Linked DNA regions of Homo sapiens: regions 2, 3, 4, 5, 6 and 7 are each linked to region 1. A link is a contact called in ENCODE Hi-C data. All regions are on one chromosome and are shown on one strand. The core of a region is the stretch at or near the end of the contact, and the rest is flanking DNA. Distances in the headings are between cores, read along the strand shown. Region 1 holds the start of PDHX (pyruvate dehydrogenase complex component X). Region 2 holds the start of TCP11L1 (t-complex 11 like 1). Region 3 holds the start of CSTF3 (cleavage stimulation factor subunit 3). Region 4 holds the start of HIPK3 (homeodomain interacting protein kinase 3). Region 5 holds the start of TRAF6 (TNF receptor associated factor 6). Region 6 holds the start of C11orf91 (chromosome 11 open reading frame 91). Region 7 holds the start of FBXO3 (F-box protein 3).

Region 1 (4,002 bases), core at 501-3,000:
GTGACATGCGCCTGTAATCCCAGCTACTTGGGAGGCTGAGGCAGGAAAATCGCTTGAACCAAGGAGGCAGAAGTTGCAGTGAGCTGAGATCACGCCACTGCACTCCAGCCTGGGCAACAAGAGCAAAACGTGTCAAAAAAAAAAAAAAAAAAAAAAAAAGGTTGGCTCAAATTTTTCATGAACATTGAGTGCAGCAAAAAAAAAACATGCCTGTCCACCAAGCTGTCTGTGGGCCATGTTTGGTTTGAGAATCCTAGTTTATTCTCGGGTCCCTTAAGGCTCTCTTTGATGCTCATTCTGATGACATTACACTAAGATTTACTGATTGAGGGTACGGACACTTCTCCATACACACTTGCCCAGGAACGATCTCCAGTTACCTGTCCTGTCTCCAAGATCTTCTCTCTCTCATCCAATCTTGCCTATGCAGCATTCTATTTTCAGAGTCGTCTTTGCTAATTTGGGGAAGTCACTTATTCAAACAAGAAAGTGGTTGACAAATGTTTAGCAATGAAATCTCCCGCGAGTTACTACTTTTTAATTAGGATTTTCAACCCTAAGAAAGATATAGATAGGAGGAATAAGATAGGGGGAATAAGGAAACTAATTTTGAGGGGTTTCCCTGCCTCTTAGGTGGGGTTTATCATATTGTGCTGAAACTGCTTATTCGTCTAGTTCTCCAGACCCTGGGCCATTTATCTTACGTATCCCTATCTCTGAGCGTGTAGAAGGCGCTCCATAAAACTGTTGGTTTGTGTAAATGACCGAAAACTACATGCAGCGTGAGGGTGGATTTCCCTTTGACTTCGGCTTAAGGAAGAATCGTTCCCATGATCATCCCACAATTCATCTAAACGGAGATAGGCAAGGAGCAACTGCTCAAAGGCAAAGCGCTGGCAGCTGAGGCACAGCTCCGGTTCGGCAAACGTCTCCCGAGTGCCAAACGTCCCCCCAAACGCCTAACTGGTCGTCAGGGCGCAGAAAAGAAGCTTGGGGGGCGCGGTCTTCGCCCCAGCTCCACTTCGGTGCTTCACGATTCCTTCTCTGGCCTGCCTTCCTGATAAATACCCGGTGAGGTCACCTAAACGCTCTCCTCTCTCAGTTATTTGCTTCTTTCCAACGTTTGGCGCCCAGCTCCCGCCATCGGAGCGCCCCGCCCGAGACCACTGATCTCCTGGGGCCTCGCAGCCTTGCTTCCGAACGCCAAGGTCGCGGTGCGCCGGGGTAGCGAACGGCCAGGCCCGAAACCCCGCCCCGCAGCTAAACGCCCGGCCCGCTACCCTGCGCCCAGCTCCAGCCGCCGGGTCCCGCCTGGGCCTCTCCTCCTGGGAATACCGGGCACCGGTGGCCCCGCCCCTACCTGCGCGCCGCATCTCCGGGAACAACAGTCTCCCTCCCGAGCATCACAGCCAGACATGGCCCAGACCAGGGACCCGCGCGGCCTCCAATCTCCGCACGGCTTTGCGCGCGGCGCTTAGCCTGGGATACGGCAGCGAGGCCGCAAATGCAATCAGGCGGCGCTGAGGGCAGCCCGGGGGCGGGGCGAACGGGGCGGGGGCCGGGGTCTGGTAAGGCCCCGCCGGCTGAGATATCCAGCGGCGCACCTGACTTCCCGGGAGGCAAGGCCAACGTGGTTGGAGGCGGGGCTGGGTTGGGGGGCGGGGGTTCAAGTCTGAGAGACCTAAAGGCACCGCTAGCGTCTGGGGGCGTGGCCAACCATGCGGGAGGCGGGGCCTTGATGCTGGACATCAGGCTGTGCTGCGGGCAGCCAGTGAGAAGGCCGTCAAGATGGCGGCCTCCTGGAGGCTGGGCTGTGATCCGCGGCTGCTGCGTTATCTTGTGGGCTTCCCCGGCCGCCGAAGCGTAGGGCTGGTGAAGGGGGCTCTTGGGTGGTCTGTAAGCCGCGGAGCTAATTGGAGATGGTTTCACAGCACGCAGTGGCTTCGGGGTGAGTGGCCGGGGCTCGCTCAGCTTCTCTGTGTAGCTGAGTGATGGGCCTGGGACAGGGGCAGTTATGATTGAGGGCCTGCTTTTGGGTGTGAAGGTGCGCGGGCTCCTTATTCCCTTTCCTCTTTCTCCGGTTGGGGTCCGCCGACTTGGCCTAATGCATGCTGTGAAGGGCTTTCTTGGCAGCTGAGAGAACTCGACTCTGCCCTAGGCCCCCTGGTTTGTATGGCTTTGTGACCTTGCCTTGGAATTTGGGTTATTTGTGAGGCGCAGAGAGGGTTCCCAAACTCTCCTCCCTCAGCCCCCTTTCCAATCAAGGCTCAGGTTTCTTTAGGGTTGTCAAACGTCTCGGACGAGAAAAAGCTGCCCAAGGTTGCCGAGATTGAAAAGCCACTGTTGGGAGTTCTTACTTATTCTCTAGGCCTCTCTCTGTTAGGAGGTGTTTTCATTGAGGCCAGTCGAGTTTTACCCCACGCCATGACTCGTGGAAGACTTAAATTTGTAAATTCCTACGGCATCACGATAGACAAAGGTCCAGGAGAATGTTTCAAGCAAATATTCGCTTGAAAGAGCAAACATTTAGGAGATAAATCATACCAAAAATTTATTATAGAAAATTGTTGTTTAGTAATGATATTGATGCAGTTAACACAATTCTTGCAGTATTTAACAGTATGCAAAATGGCAGGCCGGGTATTATTTTTCCTTATTTTGGGAGAAGGTTGGAGGGAGGCGGGGATGGAGAATAGGACTGACGTTTTTTAGTGTGACGTATTACCTGCCAATCATCGTTCCTGGCACTCTACAGAATGAATTTTAATTTAAATAGGTCTAGTAGACGTTGCCTTCATATTCTGAGCTACCTTAGGCTCAGAAAAAAAAAATCACACAAAGTCATATGGTAAGATGAGTGTATTGGGGTTCCTAAAGGTTCCTTAATGGGAACAATTTATTTCATTTTTGGTGTAATGTTTCATAACATATTCCTTGGAGCAGAGGTGCTTTAACAGTGTGTGCAGAATTCCTTCTCTTCCCTCCTCCAAGTTTGTTGAAATTAAACTTTTTTCCAGCTCCTAGAGATTCGGTCTGGTCTGGTGTGGGGCTCAGGAATCTGCATTTTACAAATGTTGGATGAGTTTTGATGTTTTATTTTGACATTTAATGGAATGAGCTTTGAGACTCACTGCCTTAGAAAATCATGGAATATTAAAAGTTTAGTATTGGATATAATCTAGGAAGAGTGCTCTTAATCTTGTTTATCAAGCAGATCCTTTTGAGAATCTTTGAAAATGTTACAGACTCTCTGTACAGAGGAAGTACCATAAATGGTCACACACAAAAATGTGCACGTAGTGGCTCACGCCTGTAATCCCAGCACTTTGGGAGGCGAAGCTGGAAGATTGCTAGAGCCCAGGAGTTGGAGACCAGCCCGGGCAACAAAGTGAGACCCCCGTCTCTACTTAAAAAAAAAAAAAGAAAGAAAAAAAGCCAGGCGTGCTGGCATCCCAGCTACTCCAGGGGCTGAGGCAGGAGGATCCGTTGAACCCAGGAGTTAGACGTTTCATTGAGCTATGATCCTGCCGCTGCACTTTAGCCTGGGTGACAGAGTGAGACCCTGTCTCAGGAGAAAAAAAAAAAAAAGTATACATAGGCCCAGTTTAATGCCTTTAGAAACTCAGTTAGGCAAGCAATCCTTATCTGCATCCTCATGATGCTTTTTTACCTATTCCCTATCCCCTAGACATATACCATGAACAACTTGTCTACCCCAGTTTGAATACCATCTGTCAGGAAGAAGGCATGGCATCTCAAGGAAAGCCAAATTAGTTTTCTAGTGCTGCTGCAACAAATTACCAGAAATTAGTGGCTTAAAACAACACAAATTCACATCTCATAGTTCTAGAGGTCCGAAGTCCAAAATGGATCTAACTAGGCTAAAATCAAGCTATTGGTAGGAGCTGCATTCTTTTCTGGAGGCTCGAGACCCCATTCCCTTAAGTTTTCCAGATTCTAGAGGTTTCTAAGATTCTTTGACTCATGGGCTTCAAAGTCAGC
Region 2 (4,002 bases), core at 422-2,921, 1.9 Mb before region 1:
GATTACAGGCGTGAGCCATTGCACCCAGCCATATTAATCTTTTAAGGAAGGTTCTAGCCTGCTTCCCCAGGGAGCTTTTAAAACTTGTCTGGCATCACCCTCCCCGGAGTTTTGGATGATACTTTTCCAACCCCTGCCCCTGAGATTCCAAGTTGTATTTGTAGTCAGGGCTGAAAAACACTAGAGACTTAATGGTACGAGTTTAGACTCAGAAGAACTGCATGTTTTCTTTGCAGATCTTTTTTTTTTTTTTCAGACGGAATCTCACTCTGTCACCCAGGCTGCAGTGCAGTGGTGCGATCCCGGCTCACTGCAACCTCTGCTTCCCGGATTCAAGCAATTCTCCTGCCTCAGCCTCCCAAGTAGCTGGGATTACAGGCATATGCCACCATGCCCGGCTAATTTTTTTGTATTTTTAGTAGAAACGAGGTTTCACCATATTGGCCAGGCTGGTCTCGAACTCCTGACCTTGTGATCCACCCACCTCCGACCTCCCAAAGAGCTAGGATTACAGGTGTGAGCCACCGCGCCCAGCCATTCTTTGTAGATCTTAACAGTTCCATTTAGTTGAGTATCTTAAGGGTTTTTGGTGTTTTTTCCTCCAAAAAGTGAATCTTCACCAGAGAACTTCTGTTTTTGTCTTTTTTTTTTTTTTTTTAAAGCAAAGACTTTAATGTGCAAGTTAGTAAATGGTTTGAGGGTCTGGTATTGCACTCGGCCTTCAATACGTTAGCAATAACTACCCACATGTGATCTATTTAGAAGCAGTGTTTGAAAGCACCAATGTCACCCCATCTGCTTTTTTGTAGTTTTTTTTTGTTTGTTTGTTTTTGAGACAGAGTCTCGGTCTGTCTCCAGGCCGCAGTGCAGTGGCGCGATCTCGCCTCACTGCAACCTCCGCCTCCCAGATTCAAGCGATTCTCCTGCCTCAGCCTCCCGAGTAGCTGGGACTACAGGCGCGCGCCACCACACCCAGCTAATTTTCGTATTTTTAGTAAAGACGAGGTTTCACCATGTTGGCCAGGATGGTCTCGATCTCTTGACCTCGTGATCCGCCCGCCTCGGCCTCTCAAAGTGCTGGGATTACAGGCGTGAGCTGCTGCGCCCGGACTAACTTTTTTTTAAAGCTGAGGAAATGAGAGAAGGGGAATAAACTTTGTGTAGCTACAAACAGGATGGCAAAATTAAATTTCAAAGAACGGGCGGGGAAGGTTTCAGATGCAATGGCTTCTTATTCCTTCTTTTGACTGACCCGCGCCTTCTCCGCCTCCCTTTCTCCTCGCGTCACCCGCACCAGCGGCTGGGATGCGGCGCGCGTTCCGTCTTTCCGTATGGAAACATGGCGCCTAGGGGCGGGCCATCCCCAGCTTCGAGCCACCGCCAGCTGAGACTCATCGGCGGGCACTCGGCCATGCCTCTCGCGTTTCCGTACGAAAACATGGCGCCTCACTGCGTGCGGCGGGCGACTCTTGGCTGGGAGCCACTGGCCACGGAGCCCCCTGAGCGGTCATCGGCCATGTTTTCCACCTCTCCCTGAGGAAACACGGCGCCGCCCAGCTGCGAGTCACCGCTTACTGAACCCCTTCGGCAAGCAGGGGAAAGACCCTCCCGCCTTTCCGTACGAAGACATGGCGCTGCCCTATATTGGGCTGGCGCCTCCCGGCCAAGAGCAGTCTCCTCCTTCCTGATGCTGAGAAGCGGCCGCTCTGACCGCTGCCCACCCGAGTCGGGCTGGGAGGACCGCCCGCCGCGTGGCGAGGGATGCGGCCTCGGAGGGGCAGAGGCTGAACCGCCCCTGCCTGCCGCGCATCCCTCCGGCTTCCGCCGCGGCGCCAGCCCGCGCCTGATTCGCGGCGGGAGCGGCAGGAGGGAGAACGCCGACTCCGTGGCAGGTGAGAGCGGGAGCTGGGGCGGAGGCTGGCGGGGCCCGTCCGGGAGGCGCGCGGTCCAAGTCGCAGGCATCTCTTCGCCTCTTCCCGTCGGATCCCATCCCGGGATGTCGGGGGCAGGCGAGGAAGAGGCGGGGTCCGCGGGCGGGTGGAGCTCACCCCTCGAGGCTGTCCTCTCGGCGCGCCCGCGTCCTCCCCTACTCCCGGCCCTGCCACTCCCTCGCTGGCCTGAACAGCTGTTTACAACGGAATCCGGACGCCGGGCGCGAGTGGAGCTCAGTGCCAGAGGAGGGGATTCCCGGCGCCGGGGGACAGAGCCCCTTTTTTCTTTTGCCGAAAGACCCTTTCTGCTGGGGAGCCTCTTGTGTCCAGCCTAGGCCCGCGTGCAGCGCCGACGGATGACCGTCTTCTTGGCAAGTGCGAGGATCCTCCTCCCCTCGGCTCTCTTTTTAGACACAGTGGGGGTTGAATGGATGCGCGCGATATAAGCAAATTAAATGGTTCGTGGCCGCATCCTAGAGCCCTTTAATTAGAGTTACCATTTGTAGAAGGCCTGCCGTGCACAATCCCTCGTTTCATCTCCCCCCAAACCGAGCAGGTAGGTAGCTGTGTTTTACAGAGGAGGACACTGAAGTTACACAGCTAGTAAAGAGCCAGAATTGGGGCCCAGGTATGTCTGAAACCAACGCCCAGCCTCCCAGATACAGTGACATCACAGAGATGACGTAGGGATTCATCTCTATCAACAGATACTTGTGGGTGTCTATTTGGGGGATATACAGATGGAGCATAAGTGGGGAATATGACTGGTCCTGGCTCTTAAGAAGTTCGAAATCTAGGTGGGGAATTTTAAAATAAAAACTAGCACTTTTACCATCTGGCCCCAACGCATCTTTCCATCATCTCTAGCCACTTCCTTTTCTCATTTTCTTGTGCCTTGGCTTCTGCCCTCTGAGTGAAATGCCCTCCTTTTCACCTCCTCTCCCCCTCCTCTCCCCCTCCAGACATGTTTTAACTAGGTGAAATCCTACTCCTTTTAAAGATCAGTTCAAATGTCATCTTTTCTGGGAAGGTTTTCTCAATCTCCTCCCAGGCAGAGTTAGTTTCTTCCTCTGCTATATTCCCTGGGCAATTTCATAATGCCACTTAAGTTTCATTATGGCTCCTTGTAAGCCTGTCTGCCTCCCCCTCTAGACTATGTATTTGCATCTTTCTATTTAAATAAGCACGCTTTGAATTGAATTTAAGGCAGTGACAAATGCCAAATGTCAACTAGCCAGCCCTGCAGGAGTTGAGAAAGGTGCAATCACTGGTGAGGTCCGGGAAGTGTCCTGGGAAGAGACAGGACTTGAACTCAATCTTAAGGATGGGGTTAGTTTACTAAGCTGAGCATTAGAGACCTAGAAATCCTCCCTTTCCTCCTCACTGCACAGAATGAATTACTTCATCCCTCCTGGGCTCCTTCTCAGCATGTGAAGATAATAAAATTAGCAGCGTTTTGTTTGTCGTTTCTCACAGAATATGCTGGTAATGTTATCCTTTGGATCTTGGAGCATTTCCTGACCCTAATAGGATTTAGGACACAGAGGAGATGGGTGTCTCCAGTGGGGTGTTGGAAGCTAAGATGGGTCTCGAAAGGGAAAATACATGAAAACAACTTTCATATTAATACAGGCCTGGGCCAGGTGCAGTGGCTCACGCCTATAATCCCAGCACTTTGGGAGGCTGAGGCGGGCGGATCACTAGAGGTCAGGAGTTCGAGACAAGCCTGGCCAACATAGTGAAACCCCATCTCTACTAAAAATACGAAAATTAGCGAGGCGTGGTGGTGGGCGCCTATAATCCCAGCTACTGGGGAGGCTGAGGCAGAAGAATCCCTTGAACCTGGGAGGCAGAGGTTGCAGTGAGCTGAGCCGAGATGGTGCCACTGCACTTCAATCTGGGGAACAGTGCAAGAGTCTGTCCCCAAAAAAAAAACAAAAAAACAGGCCTGAATATTTCAATCCCAGTAACTTCATTCTATTTAATGGAGTTCTCTGAAATTTCACATAATTCTATCAGGTGATTCTTCACCTCTCTCTAATATGCAGAACACAGTCTGCCAAACTCCCTA
Region 3 (4,002 bases), core at 764-3,263, 1.8 Mb before region 1:
GGCGCCTGTAATCCCAGCTACTGGGGTGGCTGAGGCAGGAGAATCGCTTGAACCGGGAGGCGGAGGCTGCAGTAAGGCGAAATCGCGCCACTGCACTCCAGTCTGGGCGACAGAGCAAGGCTCCATCTCAAAAAAAAAAAAAAAAAAAAAAAAAAAATTAGCTGGGCATGGTGGCGCGCGCCTGTACTCCCAGCTACGGAGGAGGCTGAGGTGGCAGGATCACAGAGCGCAGGGAGGTCGAAGCTATGGTGAGCTGTGATGGCGTCACAGCACTCTAGTGTGAGTGACAAAGACTCTGTTCTCAATCTATCAGCATGGGGAGATAAAGCAAATATGGCAAGGCTTTCAGCTGTTGATTCCAGGCGAAGAGTTGTCCTACAGGTGTTCACTGCACTTTTCTTTCAACTTTTCTCTATGTTCTAAACTTTGCACAATAAAACCTTTGGGAGAAATTATTTTTCTATAAATTTTCACCACCATCTGTCCCACTGAAACACCACAGTTCTAAAACATTCAAGAGGTCATGGTAACATTTCCGTGTCTTTGTAATTTTAGATAAATTCTAAGAATTAACAATGAATTTCGAAAACTTTCAATGAAACCTCAGTTCATTAGTCCTTCACTTTCAGATAACAAATACTAGATCAGAAAAGGGGTAAACAGTTTTGATACAGTAATTTTAAGACTTTGCATGCTTGGGCATGCTAACACTATGTAAAATGTAAATAGTGCGAAGATTTCTGGACTGAAACCAGTCCTCGGGCAAACACAAAACAATTTAATCAAACTGCCGACATAATGAAATCTACAGTCTTACAGACTATGCAATAGAACGCTCCTATTTTGCCTCATCTCTGCCAACCTCCAATAACATCTTCCACGTTATAAGCTAGGGAACCTGAAAAACGAAAACCTAAGTGCATGTCGTTGCTATGGCAATGGGAAATTTCAGGAAATTGAGACTGCAGGCTACCTAGCCTCCATTTTAGAAACTGTATTTATCTAAACACACCAGGACTTAGATCGAAAAACACATTTAATGGCATTTTTCATAACTATTTAGCTTCCTCTTTCACACTAAAAGGTAAATACTATCCTACAAAATTCTGAATACAAAGAGCAAAAGAAACAAATCACACTGATCTAACCTAAAAGTGTGAATTTTAAAATATTTAGTTGTCACTCATATTTACTATTAAAACAGATGCTTTTATTTACAGTGGCCAAAACAGACTTCTCATTTTCAACTTATACCTGCAATGTTTATGTAGCTGGAAAAATGAAAACGAAATGTGGCTAAAAGAAAAGAAAACGAAAGAAAGCCACAAAATTCCCAAAACCTCAGCATAACTTGCTTCTTTCTTCACTCGCTCTCATTAAGTCTTAATTCTCCAGATTAGCTTTGTCTCAAATATTTCTCAAACTAGTAACCTATTTCTGGGTACAGTATATTTGGCGGGGTAAAAGAAACACTGTCAAGTTTTTCTAAAACGTCGGGTGCACGTTAAAATAATTCCTATCCACTCTAATACCAAAACGATATCAAAGGAAAGCATCCCATCTGGAGTAGTCCCATGAATCTAAATAGGACGAAGCAGCCTACCGCTATTGTCTAAATCAAGTATTTACTCGTATTCATGCCTAAGAGAGAGAAGTAAAAAAAAAAAAATTAAATCTTAGATCTTGCTCCCCATTCCCACCACTCTTCTATATACCCTGTCCCCCGGGTTCACTAGACCCAATTCCTTCCTCAGCCGAACATGTCTGGAGCAGTCGGAGGAACAGACGTGGAGAAGAGGTCGCCACGAGGCCCCACCACTCTCCTTCCTCACCTGCTCCGTGGCTCCGTCTCCTGACATGGCCTCAGCTGATTACAACGTGCGCACTGACCGTCGATGGGAAGCTAGAAAAGAAAAATTAAACTAAAAACCACCCCCAAATCAGTAAAGTTACCCCCTGCCCAGCTGAGCCAGACCGCCAACACCAATCGCCACCGCCCACTCAAATATGAATTAAAATGGCTGCGCCCCTGCCGGCCGAGGAGGAGGTGTGTGGCTTCCGCATTAACTTCCGGGGCAGTGGGCGGGGCTAATTTCGCGACTCTGGTTATTCCGAGCGTGCAGAAAGCAGCGAGATCCCGGGGCGGGCCCAATTCCTGGGCTGACGTCACTACCCTGGCTTGGAGAGGCTGTTGCTGAGCCGGCTCCAACCGGCTGGAAGGCGGGAAGCTGTTTCGCCTGGAGGCTCGCGCGCTTTTTGGAATTCAGTTATCAAGCTTTAGAGCCTGGCTACTCACAGTTGAAGCCTGATTGCAGGTCAGCAATGCTAAACGTTAAATGCCTCTTATATTTAGGGGATAAGGACTCCGTGGAGGTTTTCTCTGGTCCCAGCTCCTGCTTTTTACTTTTCTTGGGGGTGGGAGGGATAGATCAAGCCCCCATTAATTTTTACTGCCACCGTCGACTCTTGTGTAGAAAGCTTTGAAGTCTGAGACCTGGGTTTTCAGCTCAACATCTCAGCTTGGTTCCTTGACTGCAAAGTAGGTATAATTGTTTGTAGCCCAGACTGCTTGGATTTTAACGAAGATAAGTAACTCTGGTAATTAAACTTCGTACCTCAGCTTTCTGGCCTATAGATGGGAATAATAATAGTACCTGCAAGTGAAATAAATTATACATAGAAAAGTGTTAGAACAGTACCTGGCATTAAGATTAAATGAGATTGACTGGGCGCGGTGGCCCACGCCTGTAATCCCAGCAGTTTGGGAGGCCAAAACGGATGGATCATTTAAAGTCAGGAGTTCTAGGCCAGGTGCGGTGGCTCACGCCTGTAATCGCAGCACTTTGGGAGGCTGAGGCGGGCGGATCACAAGGTCAGGAGATGAGACCATCCTGGCTAATACGGTAAAACCCCGTCTCTACTAAAAATACACACACACACAAAAAAAAATTAGCCGGGCGTGGTGGCGGGCGCCTGTAGTCCCAGCTACTCCGGATGCTGAGGCAGGAGACTGGCGTGAACCTGGGAGGCGGAGCTTGCAGTGAGCCGAGATCGCGCCACTGCACTCCAGCCTGGGCGGCAGAGCGAGACTCCGTCTCAGAAAATAAATAAATAAAGTCAGGAATTCAGGACCAACCTGGCCAACTTGGTGAAATCTCGTCTCTACCAAAAATACAAAAAAAGTAGCCGGGCGTGGTGGTTTGCGCCTGTAGTCCCAGTTACTCGGGAAGCTTAAGCAGGAGAATCGCTTGAACCCGCGAGGCGGAGGTTGCAGTGAGCCGAGATTCCAGCCTGGACTACAGAGCGAGACTCCGTCTCAAAAAAAATAAAAAATAAAAAATTAAATGATACTAAATCTTCTCAAACTGCTCTTCCATTTAAGCGTCATCGTTAGATGTCTGCAAGCATTTCTCGCCTACGGGGGTCCAATGCCCTAAAATAACCTAGTGAACTGTTCCCAGACTCGCCTTATTCTTTTAGGTCTCCTTTCCTCTGCTCAAACTTACACTTACTCCCTTTCCACAGGCTGAAATCTTACCCTTAAAATAATCAGACACATGAGCAAAAGATATGTATTAACAGATGTTCATTGCACCATCCAGCAATGGAGGACTGGTTAAAAATATCACAAGATTTATCTCTGCAATGGAATATCACACAGCAAACTGATGCTAATGTACGATGACTGACAGAAAGGCAACCACCGTATTAAATGAAGAAAAGCAGAATATGAAAGTGTTTTACGTATATATACTTACCACTTTAGCATCCTAATCTGAAAATCCAAAATCTGAAATACTCCAATGAGCATTTCCTTTGAGAGTCATGTCAGTGCTTAAAAAGTTAGATTTTGGAGCGTTTTGAGTTTTGGAACATTTAGGTTTTTTTTTTTTTTTCTCTTGAGGCAGAGTCTTGCTCTGTCGCCCAGGCCGGAGTGCAGTGGTGCGATCTCGGCTCACTGCACCCTACACCTCCCAGGTTCAAGCGATTCTCCTGCCTCAG
Region 4 (4,002 bases), core at 947-3,446, 1.7 Mb before region 1:
TCATGCCTGTAATCCCAACACTTTGGGAGGCTGAGGTGGACAGAGCACGAGGTCAAGGGATCGAGACCATCCTGGCCAACATGGTAAAACCCCGTCTCTGCTAAAAGTACAAAAATTAGCTGGGTATGGTGGGGCATGCCTGTAGTCTCAGCTATTCGGGAGGCTGAAGCAGGAGAATTGCTTGAACCCTGGCAATAGAGCGAGACTTCATCTAAAAAAAAAAAAAGATGAATGAATCCCCTCCTGGAATATATAGTGTAGTGAGTAGCAACATGCAGGAGATAGAAAGGAAAATAAATCCTTGTCTCTCATTTCCATCTCTTCATGGATGTAGCAAATACAGGGAATGGAAGCCTTCCATTAGAGATGGCCTCCTTAAATGTCTGCAAAAATTCTGAAATTTGAAGTTCTAGTGGAATAGTTTCTCTGTTCCTCCTGACAGATTTTTCTACTATTGTAGCTTTCTCCGTTGAGTAAATGATTTTATCCTCTTTGATTCTTTTGACTATTGTTCTTAAGAAAAATAAAAAGTAACGAAATACTAAGTGAAAAGGAATGGTTCATAGGCTATCTCTCTGAAAGGCAGCCATTGTTTTGTTCTTCTATATTGGAAGCCTTTTCAGCTGGTTATCCTCTCTAACCTGAAAACAACTGTCATTCGAAAGTGTTATTTCCAGTGGCCTCAGGGCATACTATCCTTTCTCTTTTATTTTATTTTTTGAGACAGAGTCTCTCCCTGTCGCCCAGGTTGGAGTGCAGTGGCTCAAGCGATTCAAGCGATTCTCTTACCTCAGCTCTCGAGTAGCTGGGATTACAGGCGCCCGCCACCACGCCCAGCTAATTTTTGCATTTTTAGTAGAGACCAGGTTTCACTATGTTGGCCAGGCTGGTCTTGAACTCCTGACCACAGGTGATCCACCCGCCTCAGCCTCCCAAAGTGCTGGGATTACATGTGCGAGCCACCGCGCCCGGCCTCCTTTGTCTCTTAAAGGCATTATCCAAAATACTCATCTTCCGGTTTGAAGAGCAGCAGGGATTAAATGTGTATTATGTATGCAGCAATTTGCCACTCCCTTTGCCCTGCCCCAGTTACTGCAATAGAAAATTTCTGGGAATAAATACATCTCTGGTAAATTCAATCTTGCTAGTGAAGATTATGAAGGAAACAAAGAAAGGACACTTCCATTCCAGAAAGGTGTTTGTTTCCCAAAAGGTTAGACATTGATTCAGAACAAAGGGAACCTGAGGAAACGGGTATAAAAGAAAATCAACTCTGAATGTGAGGTATTAGAAAGCCATTTGTTTCCTAGGGAAAAGGAGGAAAGATGGGGTGGGAGACATGGGCTTTACTGTATAACCTTGGTCATGTCACCTAAACTTCTTGGAACTCCTGAGTGTAAGAGTTGGGACCAAGGATCGCAAAGCTTCTTTCATTCCTAAAATTCTATGGTTCCACGATTATGTAAGCTGAAACAGGCCATTCTGTTGATTTCCTAATCTCCAGGAGGAAAGAAACTAGTCTTTGGGAGTTAAACCGACTAATTTAACGGAGAATTACCAATGTGGAGGTGGGCGAACTTCACAATTATGGGGTTTTGGACAGTAGAGATGCTCTTAAAATTTCCAAGAGGACCCTTCCCCCGTCCTTGAACCTGGCTTTACAATTCTCTTCACTCTTTGGGATAGGGGAGCGGGTAGAACCTAGTTTAGATTGAGGTCGTTCATTTGAGCATTTCCCCTTTACTTATTTTGGGACCTTTAACGACCAAATGCCGAGAAACAGATCCTTAATTACGGTTCCGGGATCTCGAAAGGCCTGTAAAATCCTGCTTCCGCATCTTCATCCTTTCTTCGGGTATTGGGATCTTTTTTAAAAATGTGTATTTCTGGCGGAGGGGGCATGGAGTGAGGTTCAGAACAGCAGAGCCGGGCTGACGGATGCTTCTTTCGCGGGAGGCTTGGCTTGCGGGACTCCGGGTTGGGGCCGCACGGGCTGGCAGGCGGGCTCCGGGCAACAAGGGCGCGGCTGCGGACTGGCGGGCGGACCCCGGGGAGGGGCTTCACGGAGGCGCCGCGGCCGGAGCGGAGCGGAGCCGCCCGGGCTGGGCGCGCAGCGCTGCCGGGCGGGCGGTGGCGCTGCGGAGGCGGTGGCCGAGGCCGACGAGCGCGGAGGAGGGGCCCGAGGCTGGGGCGGCTGGTGGCAGCTGCCTCAGTGACGACTGCCGGCATCGCGGCGACCTGAGGAGATCAAGCCGCAGGCCCCGCCGTCGCCACCACTCCCGCCAGTCTTCCTTCTCCGCTCCCGGCCGGGGCGTCAGGAATGGGCCCCAATCGCCGTGGGCCCCGCACCCTGCGTCGCCCGTAGGCCCCAGTAGCCGGAGGCCGACCGGCCTCCCACTACCCCTCGCCCTAGCCAAGCCGTCCCCACCCCAAATCCCCGGGAAGGAAGATGAGGGAGACGGGCCCGGCGCTTAGCAGCCAGAGCAGCAGCAGCAGCAGCAGCGGTCGGGGGAGGGTGTTTCGCCGTTTCCTCTCAGCCGCCAGGACAAGATGGCAGCGGCCGCGGAGAGGGGCTGAGCCCGGGCTGGGTGGTGCCGCCTGCTGAAGCGCCTGGCTCCCGGTCCCCGGCACGGCCCTGCGCCCCACCCCGGACATGCTCAGGGCTGCGGCCGCCCGAAGAGGAGAGAGCGCGGGCCTCTAGGAAGGTAAGGGAGTCGAGCGAGGGGCGCCGCCACCCCGGGGTGGGGGGATCGGCTCCGTCTGCGGGCTCCGCGGCCAGCGGACCCCAAGCCTGACCCGGGCCTGGCCCGACACCTCCGGCGCAGCCCGCACTCATTGCGCGTCCCGTGCCCCATCCGCATCCCCAGCGCTCTCGTGCTCCCAGTTTCCGCCCTAGCCCCTGCAGTGTGGCCCGGTATGAGCCGCTCCCTCGAAGCCGGCGCCACGCCAGGCCCTGGGCCGCCGGACGCGGGGGCCGTAGCCTCCGGGAAGCCGCGCCTGGCCGGGGCCCGGGGGCCTCGGCCCCCCCTCCCCCTGCCAAGGTTGCGCAACGGCTCTTCCCAGCAACCGAAGTTTTGTTTAGTCCCACGGGGAGCCTCTCTTCCCCCTCCGCAGTCCTAGGCCGTAACTACGGAGATCCCTTTCCTTTCATTAAGGGGAACAAACAAACGCGCAGGCACGCAGCTTGAGCACCCCAGCCGATGGCCGCGTCCCGGGCTTTGTGGCCCCGTCCCCAGCGTCGCGGAGCAGCGGGTTTGCAGGGTGTCAACTCTGGGGACGTGCGTGCGTGTGTGTGATTGTTGGGGAGGAGAAATGTGATCCGCGGCTCCGCGTCCCCAGCGGCGGCGGGAGGAAGGCGTGGCGGCCGCGCGGCGGGGCTGTTGCCGGCTTCTCTCGTTACGGTGGCTGCCGCCCGCTTCCCTTCGCCGCACTGGGAGAACTGGCGGAAAGACTTTGGATGAAAATGTCTGTTTCTCTGTCGGGAGGGAGACGGCTGTTGTAAAATGGTATGTGGCTCTCGGGGAATCCTGTTGTTCCCGTCTCATCTCTGCTTGAGGAATTGCGCTGAAGAGTGTGTGCGTAAATTACCTTGGACTTGTTACAGAGTAGTCGTAACACGTTCAGGCCTTGAACCGTGTTTTCACAACCTCTTACTGCCCTGTTAGGGAATTTGTTTTTCCACCTGTCAGTTGGCTGCTTCTAATTATAATAAGGGGCTTCTATTAGCAACAGCAAAAAATTTCAGTTTATCGTCCAGTTTAGAGGGAAAGCGCATGGTTGGCTCTATTGTAAACTTTGTTTTGATGTCTGTCTGGTACAGGGCCGGAAAAGTTAGCTGGCAAACCAGTCTGCGTGTGCTTTTGCGTACTTTCTAGTAGTTTGGAGATCTGCTGACACTTTTTCCCTTTTTGCTATTTTAGGTATTTGCTTTTAGCTGTAGCTTCTGAAGTGGGAGTACTTATATTCATTCAAACCATCTCAGTTAATTTCAAAGTTTTAGTT
Region 5 (4,002 bases), core at 995-3,494, 1.6 Mb after region 1:
GTATTTTTTTGTAGAGACAGGATTTTGCCATATTGCCCAGGCTGGTCTCAAGCTATCCTCCCACCTCAGCCTCCCGAAGTGCTGGGATTACAGGCATGAGCCATTATGCCAGGCCTAAAATAAAAATTTCTTACAGCCTCTATTCTAGTATACTTACGTGGCTTTCTACAGGAATTAATGAAGGGATGGAACAAAGTATAAATTGTTCCTTAACTTGTATGTTAAGAGTGTCCTGACTGTAATCCCCTTTTGCAGTTGCGAAATCTAGTATGATAAGCACTACCTTAAAGATTGTGGAACGTTAACTACTGCTAACTTATTTCAGCCGTAAAATGAGTAGTATTGAAAGCAGCCTTGTCATAAATCAAGACTTAAATTCACGAATTAGTATCTGGGTGTACATTATAATCAAAAGAGAATACTGTAACATGTCTTGGGGGAGGGGGAAGTAGGATAATCCACAAAAAGTTTGTCCTCCAAGGCAGATGCTAAGGAGGTATGTGCCAAGTTAAAAGAAGTCAACAAGTTATGTCTTAAATGAGTCAATTTTAAGTCAACTGAAATTCATACGAGTAAACATGTAACTTATTGAAGTAAAACCATGTAAAGAAAATATGAGAAATTATCTTTAATGTGCTACTAGCTTTAGAAACAGAAACTGTTTACCAGCTTCTTAAATTTCTAAAGTGTGAAGACCTACAAATGTACTCCAATGGCCAAGAGATGCTGCAAAATACTCAACTGTTGTGCCTTAACTTTGAATCCAAATTCAAGGGGCATTCCCCTTCCTGGGCACTATTTACTCTGCTCCAGGAGGCAAGGATTTGAACTTCTCTCCAAATCTAAGTGTCCAAAAGTTTACCGGCATCACATGCCCAAATTTATCACAGAGAAGAGCTCATGTTACAATTCTGAAATATTGTGGTGCATGCAGGCTGAAACTCTGATGTGATCCTGTACCCACCACATGCCGGACTCCTTCCTAGAGTCACAAAAGAGGCCACATTGTTCCTGCCTATACACTCAACCTCAAAATTTGAAAAGCCCCTCTCCCTTCCCTAGTAATCAAAGGAGAATGAATGAAATGATAGCGGCCAAGTTCACAAGGCCAACACAGAATTTCTTTACCAGTTTTTCTCGTTTCTACATGGAACCTGTGTAACAAGACATTCAGTAATAGTAATCTGCTCTCAGAGAAAGAAACAATTAAATACCATACAGCGAAGCTGCTAATACTTTATTTAGGTGCTTTCTGTTCACATTCAAGACAGTCCTAACTCAGCTGGAGTTCCCCTTAAGCCAAATACTAGGAACAGCTTTATCAACCCGGCGTCTGGAACAATCGCTCGAACTACCGAGTTTAGGGGCGGGGGAGAAAACATTCGTGTCATCTGAGCCTTTTTTTTTTTTTAAACTCGCTGCCTGAGACTTCTATAGAGTTCAACAGGGAATCCAAAAATAGCTTTCCCATGACAGTGACAGCCGGAGTCGCCAGGAACGTAAAGGATTTTTTAAAAATTTAAGCAGGTGTTTGCTCCAAGGAGCGGACAACTGCAGGAGGCAATTTCCTTATCTGGGAAGGGGAAAAAGCGGAGTTGAGGGGAGCGAGGTTGAGTAAGGCGACGCGGGGTTTTTTAGGGGGTGGAATGAGCGAGGAAGAGGAGGCCTGGGGAGCAGAGGTCAGGGGACAGGGAACGGTGTCCCCGACCTGTGGGAAGCGTGGGGACAGAGGCTGCGTCCCGACCTGCAGGAAGCGAGGGGCAGGGAACGGTGTCCTCGACCAGCGGGAAGCGAGAGGACAGGGGCGGCGTCCCCGACCCGTGGGAAGCAAGCGGGTAGGGGCGGCGTCCCTGACCTGTGAAAAGCGAAGGGACAGGGGAGGCGTCCCCGACTGGTGGGAAGCGAGGGGACAGGGACTGCGTCCCCGACCTGCCGAGAGCGAAGGGGCGGGGGGCGGCGTCCCTGACCGCTGGGAAGCGAGGCGGCGGCCGCCAGGAGGAGGCGCCTGAAGGAGACTCACCGTTCTAGTGCGCGGGGAGGCCGAACCAGGAGGGCAGGGCTCCCCCACCAACCGCACGACTCCGCTCAGCCAAGGCGCTGGTAGAGGACGGACACAGACACTGCGCGCCGAGACGAGGCTGCTTGGACGGCAAACTCTGGATCCAGTGGGAGCCTTCGCCACCTTCGCTGGCCGCCCGCAGGCCAAGCCCCAGCTGCGGACGCCACTGCTTCCGCCTTCTCTGCTGGCTGCGGGGAGCGAGGGGCAGGGAGCGCGCCGGGGAGGAGACAGAGCGGCCGAGTTCGGAGAGAGTGCCCCCTGGCGGTGATCCTCCAGGCGGACTGTGGCGCGGGCCGGGCGGCGCCCCCAGCCCCGCAGCCTGGCTTTCTTCCTGCTCGGGTGTCCCACCTGGGAATTCGTTGCACCGCACAGCCGAACCCGAGTGTGTCAATGGGTGTGTGTTGGAATGAGGATGGCGACGAGAAGATCCCTCCCGGAATAACTTAATTTGGTGAGCAGTGGCGACAGTAGTAATCCCAAACTGCGCTTTTATAGCACCCCTCTCCAAGCAGGAGAAAACCCCAGCTGGGCTAGATCGCTTGACCTTCAGGAATTCTTAAACCCCTCCCCAGCTCCACCCTCCTTGCCCAGGAAGTTTCTGCGATCCATAGAACCCTCTATTATTACCTGCTCTTCCCCTTCATCCGGTCCAAGGGAGTCAGCCCTTGCCTTAAATATTTCTTTGAATTTCCTGCCAAGAACACCAGCGCTTTGTCTTTCTCTGTCATGGGAAAACTATTTTAAATTCCCTGTTTAACTGGTCATAAACGTCTAGAGAATGTACCACGCGTTTTGCTGGAGAAGCACAAAAGAGTTTCATCCACCTCTGCATATTTGGTTCATCGTCCACCTCTTAGGGGAGGTTTTCCAGGATAGTAGTCATGCGTATGTATCCTGAAGCCAGAATGCTTGGTTCCAATCCGGTTTTTCCTACAATAAATGTGTGATTCAGGTAAAATACTTAATCTGTACTTGTTTCAGTTTTCTCATCTCGTATTAACATGGGGATAATAATAGTATCTACCTCACAGGGTTGTTGGAAGGATGAGATAAAATATGTAAAGAAATTATTTAAAACTATCTGGCCAGGCACAAATAGGCTCATGCCTATAATCCCAGTACTTTGGGAGGCTAAGGCAGGAGGATCACTTGAGGCCAGGAATTTGAGACCAGCCTGGGCAACATAGTGAGACCCCATCTTTACACAAAATTTAAAAATTACCTGGGTGTGGTGGTGCATATCTGTAGTCTCGGCTACTCTGGAGGCTGAGGTGGGAGGATGGCTTGAGCCCTGGCAGTCAAGGCTACAGTAAGCCATGATTGCACCACTGCATTCCAGCCTGGGTGACAGAGTGAGACCCTGTCTCAAGGAACAAACGAACAAACAAATAAACCCAAAACTAGGACATAGTATGGGCTCAATAAATGTTACCAATACTATATGTCCTACTTTCTGGCTGCCAATATTCATTAAAAATGCTTCTCTTTTTAAGAAGAATTTATCACTGGTTCTCAGGTTCTGTCAACCCCCTTTTAAAAGATTGTATTTTGAAACACTTAAGACATAAAAAGAGCACAAACATCTGTGTGCTCACCACCCAGCTTTAAAAAATAAAACATTGCCAGCCTTTGTGTATCCCTCCCTAGAAGCTCCTCTTAAAAATTAAATCTCTTATGGGATGGAAGAAAAGATCATTATATGAAATTGAGAGCTGGAGAAAAGGAAGAGCAAGAGAATCAGAGTTCCCTCCACTTCTTAGTGTGAGCTCTGGGGCAGGTTACATAACCTCCATGAACTACAATGACCAAAAACTATAAAAAAGGGGATAATGTCTACCTTACCAGGCTTTTGTCAGTATAAAATAATAAAAATCTATTGTGAGAGACTCCAGCACCAGGCTTTCAAAAAGATTAGGTGTTCTGTGTATGTTTCTTTACATTGT
Region 6 (4,002 bases), core at 716-3,215, 1.2 Mb before region 1:
ACCTCGGCCTCCTGGGTTCAAGCGATTCTCCTGCCTCATCCTCCCGAGTAGATGAGATTACAAATGTGTGCCACCAAGCCCGGCTCATTTTTGTATTTTAGTAGAGACAGGGTTTTACCATGTTGGTCAGGCTGGTCCTCAATGATCCTCTTGTTGGTCAGGCTCCTGACCTCAAATGATCCACCCGCATTGGCCCCCCCAAAGTGCTGAGATTACAAGTGCCAGCCACCACACCCGGCCCCTGGATTTCTTAACTATGTATTCGGTTAAGATTTCTTAACTATGAATACATAGTATTATGTATGTATTCATAGTTAAGAAATCCAGGACTTAGCAAAGCCCAGTTTTTCTAGGGACTGTCTTCCTTCCATGGCTATGAGAAAGGGTGCATTACAGTGTGTCTGATGAACTGAAGACCATTTCCATGGCCACACGGACCTAAGCATTTAGGTTATTTCATACTTCCCTTCTCTGTGTGGCAGGGGAAGCCAACTTAAGCCGTTATATACGATAGTTGGAATGATCTTTTTAGAACTATCTGCCCTTCTCCAGTGGTCAAGGACAAGCCTTAGCCAAAACAAGTGATGGGAAAGACAAAGTCTGCAGGACAACCTACCGCTACTGAAAGTTCTACTTTGCAATAGGTCCTTCTTGGAGTACAAGGCATTTAACAACTTTACCCTCCAACAGGGAGGAGTCATTCAGCTCGTAGGCTGAGGGATCCTGCCCGCATCAGCACACGTGGTCCAGAGCCCTAAGACTTCAGACGTAAGACCAGATATCAGCCCAGGATCCTGGTGAGAGAACTACCGGCGCCAAGGCCACAGAGTCCCAGGGGGGCTGCCCCCCAGCATTGAGAAGTGGAGTGTCCCAAAGCTGCCCTGGAAACGGCCTTGGGCCTTGTGGTTCTTGCACAACTCCCACCTCCCCCTACAGACAACTGACAGTCACCTTACTTCACCTTCCCCCCATGGAGAGCCCCGGTTTAGGACCGAACATTAAAGCTTAGGGACTGTCTGTGGTGGGTGGAGCTCCAGAGTACAGGGTAGGAGGATGACTGTGCAGGAGGATTAAAGTTCAGGACGGGGTGGTGGCGGATGGAGTTCCAGGTGTGGAGGCTCAGAGTCCAGATGACCCAAAGGGTTTAGGACGGAGGGAGGATGGAGTTTGGGACTAAGAGGCTCATGAAGTTCAGATCTGTGGTGGGGGGAGGAGTCGGTTAAGTCCAGGATAAGGGAGTCTGGGTGCTAGGGGATAGATTTTGGATCTGGGACTACTGGGGGCTGGAGTCAAACCAGGCTACATTTCGGGTCGGGGCACGGAGCCAAGGAGGGAGCTAGGGCAGGCTAAGGCTGGGCTCGGTGGCCCTGGCGAGGTCACGCACAGCTCTGGGAGTCGAAGCCGTCCCCAGTGATGGTGAGCAACTCCAGCTCCTTAATCCGGATCTCCAGCTCGCAGAGCTCCTCCGGGTGGGAGGCAGAGGCGAGCCTGGGGGTCGAGGGGCAGGGGACCAGGGGCGAGGCAACCACCTCAGGCCCCGGCGGCGGTGAGTAGAAGAAGCGCAGAGGCTCGTAGGGGATGGAGGCCAGGCCGGAGGGCCAGGGCGAGGGCCAGGGGCGCTCGCTGGAGGGACCCAGGCCGGGTGGTGGCGGGGGCGGGGGCGCCGGGGCGGGGAGCGCCTGGGACAGGGACCGGGCCCCCGCCGCCCCGCCCACTGGCGCCCCGCCCGCCTTCAGCGGCACGAAGAGCTTCTTCCAGATGTTGAAGTCGCTGAGCGGGGACGAGGAGATGCCGCGGTCGTACAGGGACGGGAAATAGAGGGGCGGAGCCGACCGCTGGCTCATGGTGGGGCTGTGGCTGCCGCGCCGCCCCTTTGGCATCGTTTGAATGAGGGTCTGCGTGGGAGGAACCCCGCGCCGGGAGACGCGCGCTCAGGCCCCGAGTCGCCGGGGTTTCGAGGTTCCACAAGCCCCGCCCCGATGGAGCGCGGCCCCACCCTTTCGCCTCAGCCCGGCCCCTAACAGGCGGGGTTCCAAAGCCCGGACGACCACGTCCCGGAACGCGGCCCCGCCCACCTCGGCTGGCCGCACCCCGCAGTTAGAAAGCCACGCCCCCTGGCTCGCCTCGCCTCGCCTCCCGTCCCTCGACTCCGCCCACCGCCTCGCTCTTGCTCTGCGACCCCGCTGGCTTCCGTTGTCATATCCCAGCATACCCTCATCCAGAACAGGCAGCGGGCCAGGGCTGCAGAAGAAAGCTTACTTCAGGCTTCCTCTCTTTCTCCCATGAGGGAGAAAAGTATTTCCTAGAAACCTGGCCCCTGCACCAGCAGACTTACCTCATTGCCTCACTGGCCGCGCCCACAGCAAAGAAGTCTGAGAAAATCAGTGTCTGATTTTTCATCCACTACTGTGGGAGGCAGACAAAGGAGAAGAGGATTGATTGGGAATGGCTGTTAGAGCCAACCTATGTATCTGCCAAACGTTAGCAGTGTTGAGGAAGATTCTAGAAAAGGGGATCCTCATCTGGTTTGTAATAGACCTGAAGGAGTGTTTTCAGTGAAATGCAGTTTAGTTCTCTTCCAAACACAGATATCACCAGGAGCTAACAGGCAACGAGCTAACCACCAAAAGGAAATCCTGTCCGCCCTACCTCAAATACTTCACCCATTGCTTATGAGCGATTTGGACATTTTGTCCAAAGGACATGACAGCTCATTTATGTGAGTAACCTGTATTAGCCATAGACTGAGGGGAAATAACTAATACATTTTCTTGAGAGCCTCTGCCTAATGATCACTGGTATGACTAGTGATGGGTGGAGGGCAGTTAAAGAGTCAGTATCAGCTTCACAAGTTAAATATATATATGCATATGTATCTGCACACACAGTGCAAAGTGTGTGTGTGTGTGTGTGTGTGTGTGTAGCAGCAAAGTGGAGAGAGTCAGATATTCAAGCTGGGTAGCCTTGGACAAGTTGCTTGACTTTTAAGTAGGTTTTCCATAAAATAGAAATAAGAAAACCAGGCTGCCTCATAGGGTTGTGATCAAACAGAAGACGGAACAGTGTGTGTGTGAAACACTTGAACTTGGACACTTTGTCCAAACACAAGAGGCAGCTGTCCCTACTAAGGGGCATGTCTGAAACTGGGAAGCTTTTTCTTCCCACACTGAGCTTCCCACACTTAGTTGTCACACGCAGTATTTGCTCTCTGACTTTGGCAGCCACCCATCATTGTTTATTCATACAAGTGATCACTAGGCTGAGGCTCTCAAGAAAATGTATTTCCCCTCAGTCTATGGCTAATACAGGCCATGTGCGATAGCTCAGCACCCAGCCTGTAATCCCAGCACTCTGGGAGTCTGAGGTGGGATCTCTTGAGGCCAAGAGTTTGAGAACAGCCAGGGGCAACATAGCGAGATTCTGTCTCTATAAAATAATTTAAAAAATTAACCAGGTGTGGTGGCATTTGCCTGGAGCCACTCAGGAGCTGAAGTGGGAGGATTTCTTGAACCAAGGAGGCTGAGGTTGAGGCTGCAGTGAGCCACAATCATAGCACTGCACTCCAGCCTGGGTGACAAGGCAGGACCCTGTCTCAAAATAAATAAAATAAAATAAAATAAAAAATACCCTTATCTTCCATTAGTTTCCCCCACATATTTAACTTCCCATAATTTACTGCCCAAGAAGCTCAAACCTCTTTTCCTTTGTCTTATCACTTTTCTACAATCGCCCATTGTTAAAATTGTATATAAGCTCTCAAGCCACTTCTTTGGGTTTTCACTTTGTTTCTGTAAGAACCCCATGTACCTGCGTAATAAACTTTGTCTTCTGTTAATCTGTCTTTGTCAGTTTAATTCTCAGGCCCCAGGCTCTGAACCTAAGAGATTAGAAGAAAAATTTTTTCACCCCTACAGAACCACAGTAATGGTAAGAACCAGGGTTTTGGACTCAAGACTTGGGACCAAACCCTGGATCCACTATGTATTTGGCTGTGCGGCTGAA
Region 7 (4,002 bases), core at 491-2,990, 1.1 Mb before region 1:
AACAGACTGGCACATAGCAAGCCCTCGGGGAAAAAAAAATCTTTGAATAGGAAGATAAGCAAGGCAGCCCTTACAATCAAGAAGCACGCCATCTACCTGACATGGCAAATCAATTCTGCAGGAAGAAGGTAGAGAGGGCATCTTCTCCACCTTGCCAAGTTGAGAAGAGGTAGGCAAGGCATTCCAGGCAAGGTCGAGAGCTTGAGCCACAGGAAAAAAAAAAAAAAAGAAAGTGCAAGTGTGTTGTATGCTGGCAGAGGTCTGATTTGGTTAGAATGGATGGTGCAAATGTGATAGTGGTGGAGAAATAAGTCCTGGAGGACCTTAGATATACAAGCCAGATGATAAGAGCTTTCAATGCCCCAGAAGTTTAGGTTATAGTCTATAAACATAGGGGTGTCACAGGTTTTAAGGAGAATGACAACCAGATGTGTCTTGGAAAGATTACTCTGGCAGCAATCAAAAGTTGGAGACTGTTAGTTAAATTGTAAGTATTTTCTAGAAAAATAAAATTGCTAGCAGGTACAGGTAGCGACCAGTACAGGTAGTGACCAAAAACTTGAGGTATCTCTCTATCACCACTTAGCTAGGCCAACAACTATCTGTAGCTCCAAGAAATCTGTATTTATAAAAAGACCTCTAATAACACAGGGCACAATCATCAAATGGCTAGAATCTAATGGTTAATCCAAACACAAAACAAATCTCGCCCACCTATCCTAAGAGGGCGACTTTGCATCCTCTGCAAATATATACGGTAGCACAGGAAACTCACAGCCATGCCACCCCCTGTCAAGGGTGTAAACAATCCTGACAGCTGGGGGGCGGGCTGGCAGCGCCATTTCTTCCACCACCCCAGACAGTCCCAAGTTCTGAAGAAACTGGGCATTGAACCACCCTTATCAGCAACCGGTGTTTATTTCTGGAACAGATGCTAGTAATGTGGGAAACCCAAGGTGTCCAGGAGAAAAGATAGTCACCGGTATGGCATCACCGGAAGTCAGTACCAAAACATAAAATCCAACATCGAACCGTAAGGAGCAATGCTGACAGCAAAACAATTCTCACGCACTGAAGTCCGAAAGTGAGCCCGGACAGCGATTCTGGCGCTGGGGAAGTCGCGCCAGGGGAGTAAGGGGTTGCCTATCTTCTCCTCTCGCTCACCCACCTGCCCACCCCGGCGCCAGACTCCGCAGGCCCCGGACCCAGCAGAGAAGAGCGCCTGGCCGGGACAGGGGCTTTTACACAGCAGCAGGGACTGACCCCAACCGGGCGGGCACCTGCGGGGCCAGCGGGGGTCCGCGGAGCGCGGCGGTGCGGCACGAGGGCCACTACCTCCTTCTCTTGCAAGTGGGCCTCACCGAGGCCTGGGAGAGAGATATCTCGTCGCTTCTCATACCTGGGCCCAGGACAGGAGGAAGACTCAGGGCGAGGCCCTTTCCGCCCCCGTCTCGCCCCGGTCCCCGGTGGCTCCGCAGGATGAGGGCGGCCCTGGCGTCACCTTCTGGTGTCGCGGAAGCTCGGGTCCTGTCAGCGGCCCCGACCCCCTTTCCCCCTGCCTCACCGCCTCCTCTCCCCATGCCCCCACCCCTGCCATGCGTGTCGTCCCATTACTTGATTAGATCCCGATAGTCCAAAAAGGATAAGATGAGGAGCAGGGGATCGGTGGGCAGCGACTCTAGGGTCAGCGGCGCCGTCTCGGTCTCCATGGCCGCCATCTTGCCTGGCCCGGTGCAGGTCTGGCCCCGCCCTGGCCCCGCCCCTGCCCCGCCCCCACCAGCGCCCGAACCGCCCCCAGCCGCTCTCACAGGTTTGTTATGTAACCGCCGGGCCAGCCCCGCCCTCAGGGTGGGCTGAGGTGCGGCTCCCTGGAGACCCCGCCCGCTAGCCGGGAGCCAGCGGCGCAGTGCGAGTTCAGCCCGCTTTCTTCGCGCTCCGCGTCAAATCTCTCCAGCTCTGTTCTCGCATCCCGGTTCGTAAACTTGCCCAGCCCGGGACCCTTTTGTTGCCAAATCTGCCTCGGTCTGCCCAACTCCTCCTGCGAAATTTTACACTCAGTATGCAGGAAGCCTCGCTCAAAATCTGACACTCCTCCACGCCCTTGGTCCCCAAATCCATTCCTTCTCTTTGTTTTCCAACCCGAGAACCCCTCGTTTTCCCCGCTCAGCCTTCCCCACCCCGCTTGTCCCCCGCACACAGCAGGGCCGCTCCGAGACTTGTCCACTCAGCAAGAGCAGAGCTGAGAATCAGCCAGGGACGCCAGCTGAAGGCCCTTCTCCCAAATTAAGGAAATAATTGTTGAGGGCTTAACTTCACGCCCCTCCCCGCCTTCCTAAGTAAAATGTGTACAAGGAGTGAGTCTGAGTCTCAGCCGCTGTCCCTTAATTTGGTTATCATGGCTATTTTCAGCCTATTAGGGCAATGCAAAGGGTACAGTGTGGATTTTTTCCAGCTTTAAAATTTATTTTGGCCAGGGTTTAGATCCCGCAGAGTTAAGTATCCCGCGTGTGAAGGGATGAACTGAGACTCCCAGAGGGCATAACTGATGGAGGCACGAAGATGTCTGCTCTTCAGCTTTGCCAAGGTGATATTAAAATGAGAGTGGGGGAAGTATAATGGGTCCATACATCACTTGCCTGATTTCTTCTTTTCCATTGCTTTTCCAAAGGTAGTATGGTGTAAGGGGCTTTGGGGAATCCAGACAGACCTGGACTTCACACGCCCGTCATTTATTTCACTACTAGTGAAATGCTGGCGTAGTTACGCCTAAGTTCTCTGAGACTGTCCCTCATCTCTAAAACCACCCCTCCTCTGGTGAACTAAGGATGGCGATAACGCTTTATGTAAAGTGCCTGGCCAGATACTCAATAAATGTTAATTTTCCAAGCTTATACATGCATCAGTCACTAAGTTCTCCAAACATTTCCATATCCTGGAGAAAGTTTCTCTCAATTATTTGGAAGAGTGGAAGTGATATGCCCCGCCCCAAAAAAATCCATTTCCTCCATTCTTCATACCATTAATGCCTTCTATTTATGGTTTTGCTTAATAGTTATAACCCCTGCCACCCAGCCAACAAAACAGAACAACAGCAACAAAAAACTCTGCCTACATCTCTGTGCTTCCAAATTGTTTATGCATATGCTTAGAAGAACATTTATTGAATTGGATTTCAAGTACTTGTTCTGTGTCTCTCTCGTCAAACTGTAAACTCTCAGTCTGACTCATCTTTCTAATTTCAGGGCTTAGCAAGTTATTCAACAACTAGAAAGTTTAAATTCAGGTTGAATGGATGAATGAAGACAGAATAATCATTTCTGTTTACAAGGGAACCATACCTTTTTACATAGACAAATGCTTGTAAAGGTATTTGATCCTGATTTATGTTTGTCTCCATTTTCTACTTCAGATGGGCCACCTGTTTTAAATCCAAAAGCTGGTAGGAGTTTCAGGTACACTGCATTTGCTTCTGCTGTCCTATTGCACTTGGACTTGGTGCAGCTATGACCTAATGCAGAAGACAAAGTATGAAGCTACCAAACTGTCAGGGCCAGAACTAAGGTGAGGCAAGAAAGCTACTTGCTTGGGGCACAAATTTAAGAAGAGGTGCCAAAAAACTGAATAATCAAATAAATAACATTTTAATGCAATATTTTTAAAAATAAAAATTAATGCAAAAAAAATTCACAGTGAACAAAATACCAAACTCTTAAACAAAAACAGGATCCCACAGTGCCATGTAAGCCATATTAGAGCCTGATGCAAAAAGAAAAAACAATGCGCAGCACTAAATACATGCTTTTTATGGTTTTGTTAGTTTGTTTTTTGAAACGGGGTTTCTCTGCTGTTGCCCAGGCTGGAGTGCAGTGACATGCTTTCGGCTCACTACAACTTCTGCCTCCTGGGCTCAAGCCAATTTCCTACCTCAGCCTCCTGAGTAGCTGAGACTATAGCTACACCACAACACCCAGCTAATTTTTGTATTTTTAGTAGAGACAGGGT

What was found. Hi-C counts contacts between places; a loop is a spot of excess contacts on that map. Pooled maps may share reads with other maps.
Region 2: a loop to region 1 is called in a map of B cell, with 16 times the contacts of the local background. The contact joins the promoter of TCP11L1 here to the promoter of PDHX in region 1. A Hi-C loop is called at or near these places in 4 of 168 maps with a recorded cell type or tissue (B cell, CD4-positive, alpha-beta T cell, CD8-positive, alpha-beta T cell and 1 more) and 9 of 50 pooled maps.
Region 3: a map of naive thymus-derived CD4-positive, alpha-beta T cell shows a loop between it and region 1 (8-fold over the local background). The contact joins the promoter of CSTF3 here to the promoter of PDHX in region 1. A Hi-C loop is called at or near these places in 1 of 168 maps with a recorded cell type or tissue (naive thymus-derived CD4-positive, alpha-beta T cell) and 11 of 50 pooled maps.
Region 4: a map of ascending aorta shows a loop between it and region 1 (5-fold over the local background). The contact joins the promoter of HIPK3 here to the promoter of PDHX in region 1. A Hi-C loop is called at or near these places in 2 of 168 maps with a recorded cell type or tissue (ascending aorta and naive thymus-derived CD4-positive, alpha-beta T cell) and 14 of 50 pooled maps.
Region 5: a map of B cell shows a loop between it and region 1 (7-fold over the local background). The contact joins the promoter of TRAF6 here to the promoter of PDHX in region 1. A Hi-C loop is called at or near these places in 5 of 168 maps with a recorded cell type or tissue (B cell, CD8-positive, alpha-beta T cell, ascending aorta and 2 more) and 14 of 50 pooled maps.
Region 6: a map of CD8-positive, alpha-beta T cell shows a loop between it and region 1 (24-fold over the local background). The contact joins the promoter of C11orf91 here to the promoter of PDHX in region 1. A Hi-C loop is called at or near these places in 2 of 168 maps with a recorded cell type or tissue (CD8-positive, alpha-beta T cell and sciatic nerve) and 10 of 50 pooled maps.
Region 7: a map of gastrocnemius medialis shows a loop between it and region 1 (8-fold over the local background). The contact joins the promoter of FBXO3 here to the promoter of PDHX in region 1. A Hi-C loop is called at or near these places in 6 of 168 maps with a recorded cell type or tissue (CD4-positive, alpha-beta T cell, CD4-positive, alpha-beta memory T cell, CD8-positive, alpha-beta T cell and 2 more), 3 of 37 single-sample maps with no recorded cell type and 15 of 50 pooled maps.

What each region holds. Positions count from the first base shown.
Region 1 is chr11:34,914,868-34,918,869 of GRCh38, forward strand. PDHX (pyruvate dehydrogenase complex component X) reads left to right here and starts at 1,751. Exons shown (of 11, transcript NM_003477.3): 1 at 1,751-1,948. The coding sequence starts at 1,789. APIP (APAF1 interacting protein) reads right to left here and starts at 1,512. Exons shown (of 7, transcript NM_015957.4): 1 at 1,361-1,512. The coding sequence starts at 1,417. RefSeq lists silencers at 1,173-1,512, 1,533-1,582 and an enhancer at 1,753-2,052.
Region 2 is chr11:33,037,901-33,041,902 of GRCh38, forward strand. It overlaps TCP11L1 (t-complex 11 like 1), which reads left to right and starts at 1,672. Exons shown (of 10, transcript NM_018393.4): 1 at 1,672-1,892. RefSeq lists enhancers at 1,075-1,622, 1,343-1,692, 2,173-2,492 and a silencer at 1,673-2,072.
Region 3 is chr11:33,159,467-33,163,468 of GRCh38, forward strand. CSTF3 (cleavage stimulation factor subunit 3) reads right to left here and starts at 2,014. Exons shown (of 21, transcript NM_001326.3): 1 at 1,833-2,014. The coding sequence starts at 1,859. It overlaps CSTF3-DT (CSTF3 divergent transcript), which reads left to right and starts at 2,191. Exons shown (of 4, transcript NR_034027.1): 1 at 2,191-2,315. RefSeq lists enhancers at 376-1,243, 1,979-2,398.
Region 4 is chr11:33,255,185-33,259,186 of GRCh38, forward strand. It overlaps HIPK3 (homeodomain interacting protein kinase 3), which reads left to right and starts at 2,197. Exons shown (of 17, transcript NM_005734.5): 1 at 2,197-2,705. RefSeq lists silencers at 1,952-2,281, 2,542-2,881, 2,952-3,151 and enhancers at 3,492-3,541, 3,582-3,671.
Region 5 is chr11:36,508,028-36,512,029 of GRCh38, forward strand. It overlaps TRAF6 (TNF receptor associated factor 6), which reads right to left and starts at 2,245. Exons shown (of 7, transcript NM_004620.4): 1 at 2,021-2,245. It also overlaps a transcript of RAG1 not described here. RefSeq lists an enhancer at 2,064-2,113.
Region 6 is chr11:33,698,861-33,702,862 of GRCh38, forward strand. It overlaps C11orf91 (chromosome 11 open reading frame 91), which reads right to left and starts at 1,966. Exons shown (of 2, transcript NM_001166692.2): 1 at 1,385-1,966. The coding sequence starts at 1,880. RefSeq lists silencers at 1,632-1,721, 1,902-2,141.
Region 7 is chr11:33,772,780-33,776,781 of GRCh38, forward strand. It overlaps FBXO3 (F-box protein 3), which reads right to left and starts at 1,741. Exons shown (of 11, transcript NM_012175.4): 1 at 1,615-1,741. The coding sequence starts at 1,718. It overlaps FBXO3-DT (FBXO3 divergent transcript), which reads left to right and starts at 1,920. Exons shown (of 3, transcript NR_120550.1): 1 at 1,920-1,972; 2 at 2,475-2,584; 3 at 2,669-2,891. RefSeq lists an enhancer at 755-1,255 and silencers at 1,204-1,273, 1,734-1,833.